Linked DNA regions of Homo sapiens: region 2 is linked to region 1. The links are chromatin loops, found by intact Hi-C in ENCODE. Cell type or tissue: ascending aorta. All regions are shown on one strand. Each heading gives the region's core, and the rest is flanking DNA. Links, peaks and the distances in the headings are about the cores only. Region 1 overlaps LINC02778 (long intergenic non-protein coding RNA 2778). Region 2 overlaps C1orf87 (chromosome 1 open reading frame 87).

Evidence for each region. Peaks named below come from ENCODE experiments on the same cell type or tissue, not always from the same donor. Only the 100,000 strongest peaks of a DNase experiment are listed, where the experiment ranks them.
Region 2: it touches region 1 in a loop (2.5-fold over the local background); 5 of 110 quality-filtered maps call a loop at or near these places.

The regions. Positions count from the first base shown.
Region 1 is chr1:60,129,273-60,137,614 of GRCh38, forward strand. All of the region lies in intron 1 of LINC02778 (long intergenic non-protein coding RNA 2778), which reads left to right. Among named protein-coding and RNA genes, the nearest start is that of LINC02778, 19 kb to the left of the region's middle. In ascending aorta, for the core only: no CTCF peak of the experiment used is centred there; DNase peaks (open chromatin) are centred at 1,659 and 3,929; H3K4me3 peaks cover 621 bases; H3K27ac peaks cover 2,743 bases.
Region 2 is chr1:59,991,032-59,999,373 of GRCh38, forward strand. C1orf87 (chromosome 1 open reading frame 87) reads right to left here. Exons shown (of 12, transcript NM_152377.3): 11 at 6,578-6,785. Among named protein-coding and RNA genes, the nearest start is that of CYP2J2, 68 kb to the left of the region's middle. In ascending aorta, for the core only: no CTCF peak of the experiment used is centred there; DNase peaks (open chromatin) are centred at 3,740 and 4,051; H3K27ac peaks cover 3,587 bases.

The sequences.
Region 1 (8,342 bases), core at 156-8,155:
AAAATCTGAGGCCGATGTGTTGCCTCAAGTTGTGTGCAGTGGTGAGCAGGGGACAGCATAGGCCAGCAGCTCTGTAGATAGCAGTGCCCTTTGATTCAGTTGAAGAGACCTCTTTATCCTCAGTTTTGAATCACAATTAGCACCAGTTGTTGGTAGCCATTTCATTTTAAGTTTCATTTTGTGGGCACCAACGTGGAGCTTTCATTCTGGCAGTCTGAAGTTTATATGACACTCAACAAGTCTACAAAAATTATAGGAGGGAGTGTGGTGAGGAACGTATCTTTTAACTTTTACTTCTCTTCCACCACTTTCTCATCATCATATGTATTAGATAATATTTGTTACTGGCATCAGTCCTTGTCTAGCCCAGCCAACCCGTGGAGAGAATGAAGGCACCTCATGAAACTGGAAAAGACAGAAACAATAAAAGATAGAAATCTACTCTTGGCTGTTTTAGGAACTTTGTGGATTGTAGGAAAGCTACTAGGATATTGATGCCTGCTTTGAGGCCACGTGGCTGCCAGTGAAATACCAGGCTTCAGTTTCAGGTTTAGAACATCTGTGAAAGGCACAATTCTAAGAATGATTTCCAATGAGCTGCTTCCTCGTCTACCCTTCCCACTGAGTGTTGATGGAACCTGTGGATATGATGACATATCACTCCTGTAATTATGATGTATTTTATGACAAAAGGGAGATTACGTGGGTGACTCCAATATAATCACATGAACCCTTTAAAAGCAAATATTTTTTTTTCTGGCTGCTATTAGAAGGAGAAGTTAGAAGATTAGAAAAGTATGAGAAAGATTCGATGCATTGTTACCAGCTTAAAGCTAGAGGGGGCCACGTGGCAAAGAATGTGAGTAATTTCTAGAAGCTGAGCAACCACAGCTGACAGCCAGCAAGGAAACAGGACTCAATCCTACAACCATGAGGAACTGACTTCTGCTAATAATGGGAATTAGTTTGGAAGAAGTCCCTGAGCCCTAGACGAGAACACAGCCAGCTGACACCTTAATTTCAGCCTAAGCAGGGAACCCTCAATACCAGACTTCAGCCCTACAAAGCTGAGAGATTAAAAAATGGGTACTGTGTTAAGCTGCTAAATTTGAGGTTTGTTTGTTTGTTTTCAGCAACAGAAAATGAATGAAATATCCAAGGGCGGAAATAGTTTTAACTGCACATTTACAGTCCAACATGAGTTCATTCCGAACATCATTTCTTACTTGCTAGGTAACTTTGGGATTAACTTCTCTAAATATTTATTTCATCGTCTATAAAAGGGATAAAATAATACCTGCCTGACTTCTAAGATTGTTGCCGCAGTTAAGTGATATACAGCTTATATGACACCTGACATAAAATAGATGTTATTTCCTATTCTCTAGTAAGACTGATCATGGCAAGTCACTCAGAAAAGATAGAAATAGTCCATAATAGATATTATGACTTGCAGGAATTAGAACCATAGACGTCTTTGGAAGGGGAGCAGGATGGAACTCAGGAGAGAAGCATCTGGGTACAAGTTAAGGAAGTACACCATGCTTCTGATGGTTTGGAACCAGAATAGATCCCAAGAGGTCCAGGATCACTGGTAAGACTTAGTGGCGAAAGCCATGAGTCATAGAGTCCCACACATTCTGCTCTAGATGTAATTGAGAAATCTACAGACTGGCAGGGTTGCCAACCTGCCTTTAGTGTTGATTAAAGGCTGAGAGATTTTGCCTGCTATGCTTTCCGAAGTGGAGTTTTGGTAGGCTTGATTCCAAAGGCATGAAGGGGATGCTTAGTGAATGAGAGATAATTCACATTTTCATATAGAACAGAGACAATTAAGGCTAATACGTATAATAACATTTCTCATGTATTTTGTTTCCTCTAACAGTTTGTTGGAGGAGGAATTGCAGTATACTTAAAAGAGAAAGGATTTTTACATTAGAAAAATCTGGCATTACCTATATCTTTGCAATTGGTTAATTGACCTTCAGTAAGCCCTTAGCTTCCTGTTGAACAAGAGTGTCTGTTTCTCAATGGGTAATAGGATGAAATGAGATAAACATAGGTAAGATGTCTAGAATCATGGTTTAGAATTGTTAAGTCCCAAGGCTACCATGCAATTCATATGTGCTTCAGTTTCCTTAGCTATAAAATGGACATAATAATAGTTCCTAGATCATTCTCTTTCTGTGAGAATAAAGTATATGAGGTACTTTGCATAGATCCTGGCCTGTTGTAACCAAGAATTAGAAGGGAACTATTATTTGCGGTAGTATGGGTGCCTAGCCTGCAGTACCTTTTAAATTGGTAGCTATTTTTCATTTGTTAAACTCTGTCTGGATTTCTGTATTTACTCAAGTAAATACTTAAAAAACAAGCCCAAAAGATGTTTGTATATTTCCTTTATGGACAGTTGGATGGGAAAAAAAAAACACTTGGTTCTAGTGCACACCTACACTGTAGGAAAATAAGTTAGTGGGAGAGGGCAGTGGTCTGAAATTTGGAATTACAAAATTCTTATAATCGTCAGAGATAAAACATTGCAGATCTGATTACTCCTCTGCAAAAACAAAACAAAACAAAACAAAACAAAACAAAAAACTTTCAAAGATTCACATTTCTACATTGCCCCTAAGAAAAAAGTCTTTTCAGTCATTTATTTATTCATTCATCTATGAAATATTAATTGAACCCTTAGTATGCACAGTAATTGTTCAAGGTACTGAATTACAACAGTGAACAAAGAAGATACAAAATTTCTGCCCTTCTAGACTACATTTTATTAAGGAGAGGCAGGAAATAGACAAGATAGTCAGATCAGGATAAGCGCAAAAGAGTAAAACAAGTTAAAAAGAAGGGCAAGAAATTTAAGGAAAGAGAATTATCTCCCATTTTAAATAGGATTGTTAATGCATGTCTCGTAAAGGAAGGGCCATGGAAGCAAAGGTTGGAAGGAGAAGAGGCAGTGAGCCAGATGAATACCTGGGGAAAGGACGTTCTATGAAGAGGGCATCTGGCTTAAAAGGCTCTGCGTGCTCTGGCTCTGGCTACACCAATCAGAACCATGCTCATTACAATACCAGGGACAGCCTTTAGCAATCCACCGAAGTCAGTATTTAAGCTATACCATACTTGATTCTCCAAGTTTAAATAGAGCCCAGCAAGCAATCTGGTCTGATAACATCTCAAAAGCCCATTTTGTTCGATATTACAATTAGTAGGTATTTATTAAATAGTTACTATTTGACAGGCAGTGTCATTAGTGCTGAGAACAACTCAGTGAATTAAATAGGTGAGGTCTTCTGTTCATAAAGAGCTGACATTCCAGTAGTAGGGACATATATTTAAACAAAATTATGGAAACTAGTTATGTTATGTATATTTTATCACAATACAAATATATTAAATACCTGACCTCAAAGGCAGACCTGTCTGTAACAACTTGAATTCTTCTGTTTACCTGAGTACTTTTTCCTTCTTCTCCTTCTCCTTCTTCTTCTTTTTCTTCTTTTTCTCTTCTTTATCTTCTTCTTTTTTTTCTTTTTTTGATACAGTGTCTCACTCTGTCTCCCAGGCTGGAGTGAAGTGGCGTGATCATAGCGAGCTCACTGCAGCCTCAAACTCCTTGGTGCGAGGGACCCTCCTGCCTCAGGTAATTTTTTGAAAAATTTTTTGGTAGAGACAGGATCTCTCTATGTTACCCAGGCTGGTCTTGAACTCCTGGCCTCAAGTGACCCTCCTGCCTCGGCTTCCCAATGTGTTGGGATTATAGGCCTGATGTCTTAAATGTCACGTCACACACTGAGGAGGCAGCAACAGTAGACTGCCCACTTTTTCTGCCCCTCCTGAAACCACTTCCTATTTCTCATGCCTTTGAAACTACAAAAATGGCATGGTTTCCTCCCTTCTCTCATTAAAAACATGTGTGCAGGACAAAACTGCACCACCCTGGCGCTGTACCATAAATAGTGAAAGCCAGAGGAAAATATGTCATTTAGTGGCTGCTTATGCTTCACGTCTCCTGCGGGCACCCAGAAGCCTCTCCCCAGCCTCGCTGGTTTTGTTTTTATTGAACTGATTTCTTTTATGGAATGTGTGCTTCTAATTCTTAATTTTAAGGTCAACATCTTTCCTGACTGGCACTGTAAATGTTTAACAAGTATGACTGAACCATTCTTGGTTTCCTACTTTTATTTTCCAGCATGTGTCAGAAAAGCAGGCCGGTAGATCAAACGCCCAGGTCGAATGCTTTGAAGTTAATGTCATAATAGATGTTATAGCACAAAGATCCAACACCTTCTTCCAAGAAGCTTGAACAGGAGCAGGCAAGAATATTAACCATTTAGAGACTGGACAGCAATGTCTCATTGATTCACATGTTCTAGAGCACCAGCTCCACCTGTTTATGCACCAGAACGGGGATGGGAAGAAACACAGCCTTTGGATGTTTGCAAATCCCGGTTTGTCCACTCTTCTAATCATTGGACAATGAGCAAAAAACTACATTTCACTGAACTACAATTTTCTGATCGTGAATATGGGGAGGGTTATTAAAAGAAGTAAAAAGTGTATATAAAACTCAACTAGCATAGCATAATAGCTCAATGAAATAATAAGCATGATAGCACAAAAAAGTTCAAGAAAAAAAAATTAATATAAGCCACAACAATAATCAGAAACTGCTCTTCAGAAAAGAAGGTGAAGCAGATGGCTGAAGTGGTGATTCAGCAATGTAGATCAGGCAAGGGATAGAGCTGGCCAAACACTTTAGAGCCTGCATCTTCCTTCTGTTAGCCACAAGGCTTGTTGCCAAAGCACTTAGAGAAAGTGGCCTCCCAAGTCAGGCTCCTTCTGGACTTATTTTCTGGTAAAGTTCTAGCTTTGGGATTTCATGTCACCTTTCTGCTAGCTGCCAATGGACTTCTCAGACTCAAGTAGGTGAATTCCCAAGGGCAGAAAATATTACAGACACACACTTGTTGCTTACTAGTATCGTAGAATTTTTAAATCTGGGAAATATTATGCAATCTTTTTGTTCAATTCTCTGATTTATAGTTTAGAGTGGAAAGAACTCCTTTTATTCCTGTGATAAAAATGCTGTATTTTAGTCATAAAAAATCTAACAAGAAAAAGCAGCATGATGAAGAAAATAAAAATCACTAAGAATTACATGAGAAAATAAGTGTTAATATTTTTGTAAAGATTATTTGAAATATTTAATGTCGTAACCATCACACTTTTTTTAAAAAAAAGGACTTATTGAATGGAATCAGAGAGCATCTTTATGTTTTAAAACTTTATTCACTGAGGGATATTCTTCTGTTCTCAAGAAACTTTAGATGAACTGTAACCCTTCTGATCAAAAGCACCGCAGATTTAAGATGAAAGTTAAGTCTCCCTCCTTGTCCTAGATTTAAGCATGTCTACTTGCAGTGGGAAAACCATGGGTCATGCTGAGAGTTCCTGTTCCTCTGTTGCTGGGGATTTCTTGATCAGGCCTCAGTCCCTAGGAATCAGGGTGTCTATTGTGACTTCTGAGTGCTGCAGACCTTTGCTCCTCTATGCAGTAGGAAGTCCTATTATGCAGAACCTAACACTATCTGTCCATGGACTTTCTCTCACATTCCATGGGAAATATATTCATTCATATTTTTTGCCTGAACAATTCTGGGAATGCAGGCCAATCCTGATGCAGCAGCAATGGTACATTCTCTAGATTTTTAAGGAAGAGCCGGACATACGTCTACTAAGTATTCCTAATTTTCAGAGACATATTCCAAGTTCTAGGAGCATATACATTAAAGGAAAACCCTTTCTCTTTACCAGAAGTGAGGGGACAATACCCCACTTCCTCCTTGGTGGTAAATGGGGTATAGAGATACTCATTGCACTGCTTGTTCATTTATTCAACACTGCATACCAAAGCAGCACAAAACCCAGAGGTTTGAGATCACAATTTATGATCTCATATGGCTCTGGAGCATTGATTGGGTTGAGGTGGTCATTTCTTATTTGAGGTGTCTTATGGGATCTTAGTCAAATAGTCATTGAAACTAGAGTCACCTGAAGCCTTCTTCAAACACTTAAAGTATCTGGAGTTGGGGGAGGATGGGCATTTTTCTCTCTCCACATTGCCTTTCCAACTGGCTTGCTTAGCCTTCTGCATTACATAATGGTCTCAGGGTAGTTGGACTTTCTTACATGGCAGCTGGCTTCCCCCAGAGGGAGTGTTTCAAGATAAGTATGTGTTTTGTTAAAACAGGTGTTTTTTGTTGTTGTTTTGTTTTGTTTTTCTTATGGCTCAGTACCAGCCTATGGTCAATTAAAAAAAATTCCAGGTGCACTAGAGAAGACTGTATCATTTGCAGTTGTTGGATGTTAATATGGTTTGGCTGTGTCCCCACCCAAATCTCATGTCAAATTGTGATTCCCAATATTGGGGGAGGGACCTGGTGGGAGGTGATTGGATCATGAGGGTGGATTTCCTCCATGCTGTTCTCATGATAGTGAGTGAGTTCTCATGAAATCTGGTTGTTTAAAAGCCTGTAACACTTCCCCCTTCACTCTCTATGTCCTGCTCTGCCATCGTAAGACGTGCTTGCTTCCCTTTCACCTTCCACCATGAGTGTAACTTTCCTGAGGCCTCCCAGCCATGCTTCCTTTACAGCATGCAGAACTGTGAGTCAATTAAACATCTTTTCTTCAAAAATTACCCGGTCTCAGGTAGTTCTTTATAGCAGTGTGAAAACAGACTAAAACAGATATAGTATACTATAGATATTAATAACTGTAATTGTGTTATTTATATTTTCTATAGCCTTGCTGATTTTTTTGTATCTTTTTTCTATACTTACTGAGAGGTATGTTAAACTCTTTAACTACAATTGAGGATTTGTCTTTTTCTGTGTTCTATTTTGTCGTATTTTGCTTTATATATTTTGAATCTATATTATTACATGTTTACAAATTCAGGGTGGTTATATCTTTCTGTGTACTGACCCCTTTATCATTATAAAAGTCTTTTTAGCTCTAGGAATCATTATTGTCTGATAGCTTGCTTTCTCTGACACAAGTATACCAGTTTCTTGTTTGTTATTGTTTATATATGTTTTTCCATTCTTTCAGTTCCCTTTTTTTTATATTTTATTTGAACAGTGTCTTTTGGAGACAGCATATAGTTGGGCAATTTTTTTTAGTTCAATCTGACAATATCTGCGTTCTAACTGGAATGTTTTGTCCATTTACATTTAAAATAATGTTAATGTAATTGGATTTGACTTTACTAGCTTGCTATTTGTTTTCATTTTGGACCATCTGTTCCATGTTACTTTATTTTTCCTCCTTTTTTTGGAACACTCACTTTTGAATTATTCAATATTTCCTCTTGTACTCATTTTTATTTAAGTATATTTATTTTTTAGGTGGTTACCCTAGAGACTACAGCATTAATTCTTAAGTTATTACAATAATTTTAAATAAGAACTTTTACCACTCTAAATACACAGATCTTAAAACAGTGTAACCTCATTTACCTCCTTCCCACCCATTTTACTATTATTCTCATGTAATTTACTTCTATGTATGTCATAACTTTCTAAAGATATTATCATTTCAATGAGCCCATATGCTTTATTTTTAACTACATGCTTACCCCTTCTAGTTCTTCATTTTTCTCTTACAGTTTTGTTCTTCCATATGGGTTCATTTTCTTTCAGACAGAATTTTCTTTAAGGCTTCTTTAATTTTTGGTCTGTTGCTGATTAATACTTCTGGCATTTTTTTGGTCTAAAAGGATCACTATATGGGCTTCCTTTTTGGAAAATATGTTCGCTAGGTACAAATTAAAGGTTGACAAATTTTTCTTTCAGCACTTTAAAAACATAACCCATTTTCTTCTGGCTTCCATAGGTTCTATTAAAGAAGGTACTGTCAGTTTTATTGTTACTCCTTGCTAGGCAAGTGTCTTTTTTTTTCTGGCTGCTTTTAGCATTCTCTTTGTCTCTCTACCTCTTCTTATACACACACACGTATGTATATGTGTGCATGTGTGTGTGTAAATATATTTTTATATACATACATATATACTCTATGTCTACATCTATATTTATCTATCTATAGCTATATATCATGTCTTTGGTTTTCAGAAATTCGATTAGATAAGTTTTTAACCTGCTTGGAGTTTATGGAGATTCTTGAATTGGTTGGGGGGTTTTCTGTGATGCATTTTGAAAACTCTCTTCTAGTAGATCTTCAAATATTTCATTTGTGTCTTTTGCTCTCTGCTCCTCTTTTGGTACTCTAAAGACACAAATAAGACATGTGTTTATATTTCCCATCTTGATGTA
Region 2 (8,342 bases), core at 52-8,051, 140 kb before region 1:
GAGGGTGATTTCAGGGGAAAGAGAACAAGATGGGATCCAATAAGATCCATAGATAAATTCTAAAGCAATTTAGGCTTTTCTTTGTAACTTTAAAACTTGTAAGGCCAATTTTTGAAACACTGGGGGTGCCTAGCAAAAGTAACTTCTAATTGTCCTGAGTTCTTTTTATCTTGTTAAAGTCTCCAAACACATTCCTAAACATGCAGGGATTAAACAGCTTATTTTCAAAATGCATTTCTCTAAATGTATTTATAGATGTTCTTTGGTATCTGCAGGGATTAGGTCCATAATATTCCCCTCCCCAACAGTGATACCTACACCCATGGATGCTCAAGCCCCGATATAAAATGGAGTAGTATTTGCATGTAACCTATACACATTCTCCCATGTACTTTAAACCATCTCTAGATTACTTGTAACACCTAATACAATGCAATTGCAATGCAAATAGTTGTTATACTGTGTTTTAAAATTTGTACTTTTTTTTGTTGTCGTGTCATTATATTTTATTTCTATTTTTTAAAATATTTTTGATATGCAGTTGGTTGAATCTGTAGTTGCGGAATACAAAGATGCAGAGGACTGACTGTCCTGTGACTCCCTCCAGCTTGCTGTGCAATCACAGGTGAAGCATCTAACTTCTCATAGCTCAGAGTTTGAATCTGCGTAATAGAGGTGGTAATGTGTATGACTGCAGGATATGCTCTGGTACCCACACATTATATATGCCAATACCAATGTCAGTATGCTTTCCATGTTAAGATTGGATAGATTTTGATGGCTGTTGGGAGGAGTCGCAGTGTAGACCACGGCATCACTGAAGATCAATAACTCACTCATAAGCCCCTAATTGCAAATATCTATGTGTCAGATACTGTGCTTGGGAATACAGAAGATTTAGAGAATTTTTCTGCTACCTCTGGAAGTTCTCTGTCCCGTGGGGGAGAGAAGTTATTCAGAAAATTAACTGGGATACAACAATAATAATTAAACAATATTTAAATATAAAATTTACTATGTTCCAGGAACTGCTCCAAGCATTTCACCAATATTAACTAATTGAATCCTTACAATAACCCATTTCACAGAGGGCAAAACTAAAGCCTAGAGACTGCAAGTCTCTTGATTGCCTAAGGTTAACCACTACAGTACGTTATGGAATGAGGGAAAAGAGATTGCTTCAAGTAGGGGTCTATTTATTTATTTATTTATTTATTTATTTATTTATTTATTTTTTATTTTGAGACAGGGTCTTACTCTGTTGCCTAGGCTGGAGTACAGAGGCACGATCATGGCTCACTGTAGCCTTGATCTCCTGGGCTCAAGGGATCCTCCCACCTAAGCCACATGAGTAGCTGGGATTGCAGGTATGTGCCACCACTCTCAGCTAATATTTTTATTTTTTGTAGTGATGAAGTTTCACTATGTGCCCAGACTGGTCTGGAACTCCTGAGCTCAAGCAACCCTCCCCCTAATGCCTTTCAAAGTGCTGGGATTATAGGCATGTGCCACTGTGCCTGGCCTCTTTTACTCTCCTTCATATGTGCGAACTGTAAGAGTGATGGTGAAATTCCTTCCTAAAGAATCCAGAGGCAGTGCCTTGTCATTTTGCGGAAAGCCACTACTAGTCCATTAGAGTTGGGCAATGGTAGATACTTATCATCTCAGTTTAAGATACCAAATATTACTCATTTTTAAATGTGCAAGTACTATTGTGCATGGTGCCACCTTCTCAACTACTCTCTAATCGCTATTTTTAACAGTAGGCCACAATAGGTGGGGTCCTAATTTATTCTGTTCTATTCCAGTGTGTTCATTTTCTATTCTGTTCTGGTTTGTTCATTGCCTATTTATTGTCTGTCTCTCTTATTAGAACAGTGGTCCTTTCATTTATGTAAACCTCATTCTTTGAGTTGGCCAATTGCATCTTCGAAGTTTTCTGGATAGGATGGCTGCTCTCAGTCCTGTCTAGCTTTGCTTCCTCTGGCCATTTCTCCACACCCTGCCTCTGGAAATATAAGACATGGATTTGGAATAAGTTTATGACTGTAAGAAAAAAAATGAGTGAGGTGTGGTGGCATGCACCAGCTAAGGTGGGAGGATCATTTGAGCCTGGGAGGTCGAGGCTGCAGTGAGTTGTGATCATGCCATTGCATTCTAGCCCAGGCAACGGAGTGAGGCCCCTGTCTTAAATAAATAAATAAATACATAAATACATAAATACATAAATAAATGTCAAAAGAGGAAAGAAAGAGGGAAAGAAGGAAAAGAAAACAGAGGTAATTAAATTGTGTGAAAATCAATAAAATATTAAGTTCACACAGTATCCAGTACTAGTAATCACTCAATAATGTGAAATTTTACTATAGGATAATTATAATAATTATGTCATCAACATTATTTTAAAAATATATAAACAGTATATATGTAATTGCTTATTAAAATAGATAGCATTTAGTTTATATTTTAATTAAAAATTAAAAGTTATGTTAAAAAATACATCTAGGAATCACAGTAGTATTTTCTATCTTCTAAGCTTTACCATTGATAGAAGATGCCTAGAGTCAAACAAAAAGTCCACTGAATGAAATTTGTATCTGTCTAATTTACTCTGTCATTAGGGGATGCCCAGAACAGCTGCATAAAATAGCCCTTACAATCCATCTTAGTGTTGGAAAGCCTGTCTTTTCTAACCAGAACCAAAATAAAAAAATAATAAGAATCCTTTTTTTTTTTTTTTTTTTGAGATGGAGTTTTGCTCTTGTTGCCCAGGCTGGAGTGCAGTGGCATGATCCCGGTTCACTGCAACCTCCACTTCCTGGGTTCAAGTGATTTTCCTGCCTCAGCCTCCCAAGTAGCTGGGACTACAGGTGCCTGCCACCACAGCCGGCTCATTTTTGTATTTTTAGTAGAAACGGGGTTTCACCATGTTGGCCAGGCTGGTCTCGAACTCCTGACCTCAGGTGATCCACCTGCCTTGGCCTCCCAAAGTGCTGGGATTACAGGCGTGAGCCACTGCACCCCACCATAAGAACATTTTCAACATCAACTTCATTGTACAGTATATAAAGAACTTTCAATCTTTTATCTCATTTGATCCGTTCTCAAATCTGGGAAGTATGTTTTATTATTATCAGTTTTACTTTGTAGATGAGGAAACAGGTGAAGAGAATGTAAGTGACTGGCTTTTACGGATCAACAATGGGTGGAGTCTGGATTTGAATCTAAATCTTCTGATTAAAAAAAAAAATCAAGCAAAATCGTGTGCTCTTTCTAGTATGTCATGGGACTGGGTGTAGTGGGGATTCATGGAGAGCTGGGCTTGAATTATGGCTCACCATCCTACTGGCTATTATTTTATCACTTTGAGCTTGGCTTTCTTCTCTGTAAATAAGGATACTAATCCCTTCAGCATGTTGTTGATGTGAGAATTTAGTGATGTAGTATATGTAAAGTCCGGGCTCATGCAGAGGAATTTCTTTCAGGCTCTCATTGCATTCTCCCTCCTTGAACTCTAAAACACTTTCTATTTAGCTTTCACTTCACTGGGAAAATTCCAAATGCAACATTCACCCAGACATTTATCTTAACCACTGTTTTTTTTTCTTTAGAAAACATGACTAGTTATTCATAATCATTCCTTATCCCTTCTCCTCAAGGCTATTTTGTTGACAACCCCCATTAGAGAATAAGCACAGTAGGTTCCCAGAAGCACTGATGTGATGATGGATGGCCTGTCCTCATCCTGGATGGAGAACATGCTGGCCTACATATTTCTTTGCACATAATAAAGAATAGTGATTCATCCATGGGCAAAGCAGATATCATCTGCTCAGCATCTAGAATGGGGCTATGGTGGTCTGCTAAGTACTGTGGGTTAATAAACCACCAAAGTGACCTCAGTTAATCCTCTTTCCTCATTAAAGACAGTTGTAGATTTTCCCAGATCTGGCTGACACATTCCTTGGCTGTTGAGGAACTAATGAATTTCATGGAAACAGAGAAAACAGGCATAAATAGTGAAGAGGCCATGAGAAAGGCATTTCAAATCTGTCGGAATCTGCCTCCAAAGTCAACAAACTCCGTTTCTCCTCAGAACGGTTCAGAAGCATGAGAAATCTCCCAGTCTTTGGAGAGTGTCTTAGCAACTAAGTTTATGATCCATTATCCATCACAAGTAAGCATTTGTTTCTTTAGCAATGTCATTTTTTTAAAAAATGTTTTGTTATTGCTTGTAACCTCATCACCACTCTCATAGCCCTGTTGTGAATACCCAGACTCAGGGTTATTTCAATAATCTTTTCATCTCCTTCTCTCCAGTACCTTCCCTAAGTCATCCATCTCAGCTTTCATTATGCCTTCCTCCGCATGTACATTTGGATACTGGGTAAAGAATGAAGCCTCATCCTATCCCTTAGGGTTCATAATAGGTTCTCAACTTTACTGTATGTCCAACATCCACCTCCAGCAGTCCTGTCTTGGTACTCGCTTCTCCATCATACTCATTCTCACCTTCTAACTTTTGCAGGAGATGACTTCAAACTCGGGATGACCTGTCCAACTGTCCAAATTCTACCTGAAGTCTCAGCTCAAGTTCTCTCTTTCTTGGAGTCCTCTCTTGGTCCCGGACCTCGCATTAGATGGTCAGCCTCATTTCATACCTTCACTTTCCTTTTGACTCTTGAACTCTTATTTGTGCCTTCATTTGTCTCAAACTCTTGGGCTCAAGTGATCTTCCCACCTCAGCCTCCCAAAGTGCTGGGATTACAGGCATGAGCCACCATGCCCAGCCATGTAACTTCATTTGTAATACTTAATGCTGTGTTTTAATTTTGTTTGTTTACTGGCACTGAACTATTGTTAGTCTCTGTGTCTTACCTAAAGGTAAGCTCCTTGAGGCCAGAGACTATGTCTCATCCTTTCTGGTTTTCCTCTTGGTTCAGCCTCTAACACAGTTCTAGGCTCATAACGTATTTTTAATAAATAACTTTATAATTCAACCAGATGAATCTTTCAATTAAAATTTTCAGGTTTTTTTTTCTCTTTGGTATAATTATTAAGAGTCCCTGGATTTTGTATGGCAATTATACTTCCTCGTGGTCTAGAATTAAGTTGCTTTGGAAATTCAAAGCAAAACAAAAACACACAAAGAGAATGAAAAGACAGACATTGCTATTGTCATATGATTACTTCTAGATGGTACTAATGTGTACACCAACTCTTCATGAACCACAGTATGTAAATAAATAAGACATTTTGGGACCATGTGCTTTTCTATCTGCTCCCTCTTTTCCCAGCACTCTGATGTGGTTCTAGACTTCATTCTCTCTCTCCTTTCCACTTTCCCTTATTTCACTTTCTCCTTCATTCTGCACATAGTCATCAAGGATCCTTCTGAAGTACAACTTCATTACACCACTCCTCTACTTAGAAACTCTCCGTGCTCTCATTATCTTTGAATTGACTCCAAATTCCTTGGTCTGGCATTTAAAATCTTTCAATATCTGGCCCCATTCTTTATTTCCATCTTTATCATTTAATATTCTTTTTAATAGCCCCTATATTGAGCACCCTGCACTGAGCTTCACACACAGCATTTGCACCTTTGCCAGAAAAGGCTACTTCATTCCTTTGTGACCAAACTGCATTTTAAGTTTAATGATCAATTTAACATTAACAAAGCCTTCCATGATGACCCCACCAGGAAGAAATTCACTTTTCTCTGAATGCCCACAGAGCATACTCTAACAACATTTATCACCATCTATCTTGGATTTGGTTATTTACGCACACTGGCTCATGTATTTCTTTCCTCAAAACAAAACTGTGCAAGGTGCCAGGGATAAACAAGGAAGATAGTCTACTGGTGAGATAGTAATAAGCCCCCAAATAAAAATATACAATATGTTGCATATGATGATGGATGTTAAAGAATCCTAAGAAGCCATAGGAAAGTTGGCCTAGATCTGTCTGGGAGTCTCAGGGGAATTGTGTTTGAATTCAAACATAAAAGATGTTTAGGTATTGATTAGCCAGGGGACAAGATGGGGAGTTCGTGGGGGTTGGGGTAAGTAGAGAGGAAACAAAGAGCCCAGATGAAAGGCTGGGAGTTAGAAATGGCACAGGCGTGTGCGAGACAAGGCCTGCTTGAGGCAAGGCAAGTTATTCATTATTACTGGGCAGGACGTGCTGAGAGAATATCAATAGTAGGAGAAGAGATTGGCCAGGTGGATAGGGACCAGATTTTGCCTTGCTAAGGAGTTTGGAGTTCATCCTCTTATCAGTGGGGTATCTCTGAGGTATTTTAATCAGAGGAATTATAAAATTGGATTGTGGGTTTACTTTTTGGCAGTAGGGTGCAGGAAGTATTGGGAATACAGAGAAATTATAAGCAATCTGGTATGGGATTCCTGTCTGATTCGTCTTCATATTTCTGGATTGTGCTCAGCACATTGCAGGGCACATGATTTATATATTAATTGTATCATTTGTTCAAGAGGCAAAAGAAAATGAGGTGCCTACTTTTAGACTAGACCACAAATAGAAACCTATGCCAGCTTTACAATTCATACTTCACCTGTGTTACTCAGATCACACAGGTAGAGGGCATTTTCCAGCTTCCTGAACCTGTCTATCCACGTCTCACATTCCTCAGCCTTGTTCTTCACAGCTGGATTCACGAAGGGCTGGGAGACTGGCCTGATCTTTAAAGGTTTCAGAGGATCTTTGCAGGCTGAAGTTTCAGCAGGAGAGCTTTCTGGCTGCAGCTCCTCTTCTGGAGTTTTCTACCAAAACAACAAAAGCATTGGCAACACATTCACCACCCAGAGCTTCTCCAATCTCTTGGCCAAAGATGAGGCCACACAACTAGCAAGATTTATAGCAAGGTTTGAGTTTGGAAAGCTAAGAGGATGAGCTTCAAATCTTCAGTGCCATAAGATCATATCTGCCAAATCTTGCTGGATACAAACATGTGAAGTGTGTGTGTCTAAAGAGAAGGGTGACATCATGATTTTTATTCAGTTTTCATTTTTGACTTGCATGAAGCAAAGAACTTTGTAACTGACTGAGGCTTTTCATGATGTTCTACTCTGTTTTGTACTAGTGGGGTCTGCAGGGGGTAGACTTCAGACAATGCTCATACTTCTTGAAAGAAATACTTCTGGGTCATGAGTGTGAGGTTTTTGACAAAAGATGATCGAAACAATAATGATGTTATCTTAGGCTTGTGGGTCCATTTCAAAGGATGTTAAAGCACTCTTAGTCTGCCAGTCCTGTTCATTTAGCAAAGGAGGCTGGGGCCCAGAAAGTACAAGTGGTTTACTAAGATCACACACATCTTAGAGTAGACCTAAGACTAGAAGCAGGGCATAAAGGCTAGCTCATCTTAGTATCCTAAATTCATTGCCAGTATAAAATAGAGGTGTTTTAGAATTAAATAGACACATCAGTCCCAGCAGTGCCATATAAGGCATTCTGATCTTTACCATGTGCAGTGAGTGGGCATCTATTATTTGATCTGCCCAGCCCACCTTTTGCAGAAATTGCCCTTCCTGCTGACCCACACAGCTGTGGAAAGAACTGCCATGTTCTATCTGCATAGTTTAGGACTGGGCATCTAATACAAAATGAACCAAAAACCCATTGTCCAGGAATTTTGGTACTATTTGTGAGAGAAAAATGGAGGTGATTATGTGTGAGATATTGGAACTCTAGCAGGTTTTCCATTTTGTGTACTGCAAATGAGAAAAAGCTGGTCTACTGAGAAAGAGAGAGAATATGAAGCTGACAACGAGAGAAGAAAAAAGATATAGGAAGTCTTGATGGTGTTAGAGTCTCTGGTTTTAGTTCATTGTTGCATTTCTGTCCTTTGAGAGTATAATATGCTTCTCTATTCTTCCAATAAATTAAGCTAGTAGAGTTGGTTTTGTTCATTGAAATCTAAATATTCCTAATTAATTCACCATAAAATTATGCCTCTAACTTTTGTATACCATCTGTGTTCCCCCAACTTTCAAATGTCTGAATTTTTCCAATTTTGTACCTTTGTCTCAAACTTCTCGTATATAAGCTGTGAGAATCCCAGAGCCCTAAAGAATTGTAAGTGCAATAAGAAGCCAAATTCTGAGTTGGTTAACAAACATGGATTAAGTTGCTGCTGGGGAATGTAAAGAATTCTTTTGTTTGAGATCATGGAATGCTATATGAAATTGTACCCACATGGATGACAAACAACCAGTACGTCTTAACGGATTCCTATAAAAAGAATTCTACTTTGATAAAATCAATTTTGTGAAAAGCAGAAAGTTTTCATATAGTAAATTAGAATAGTGATTCTTATA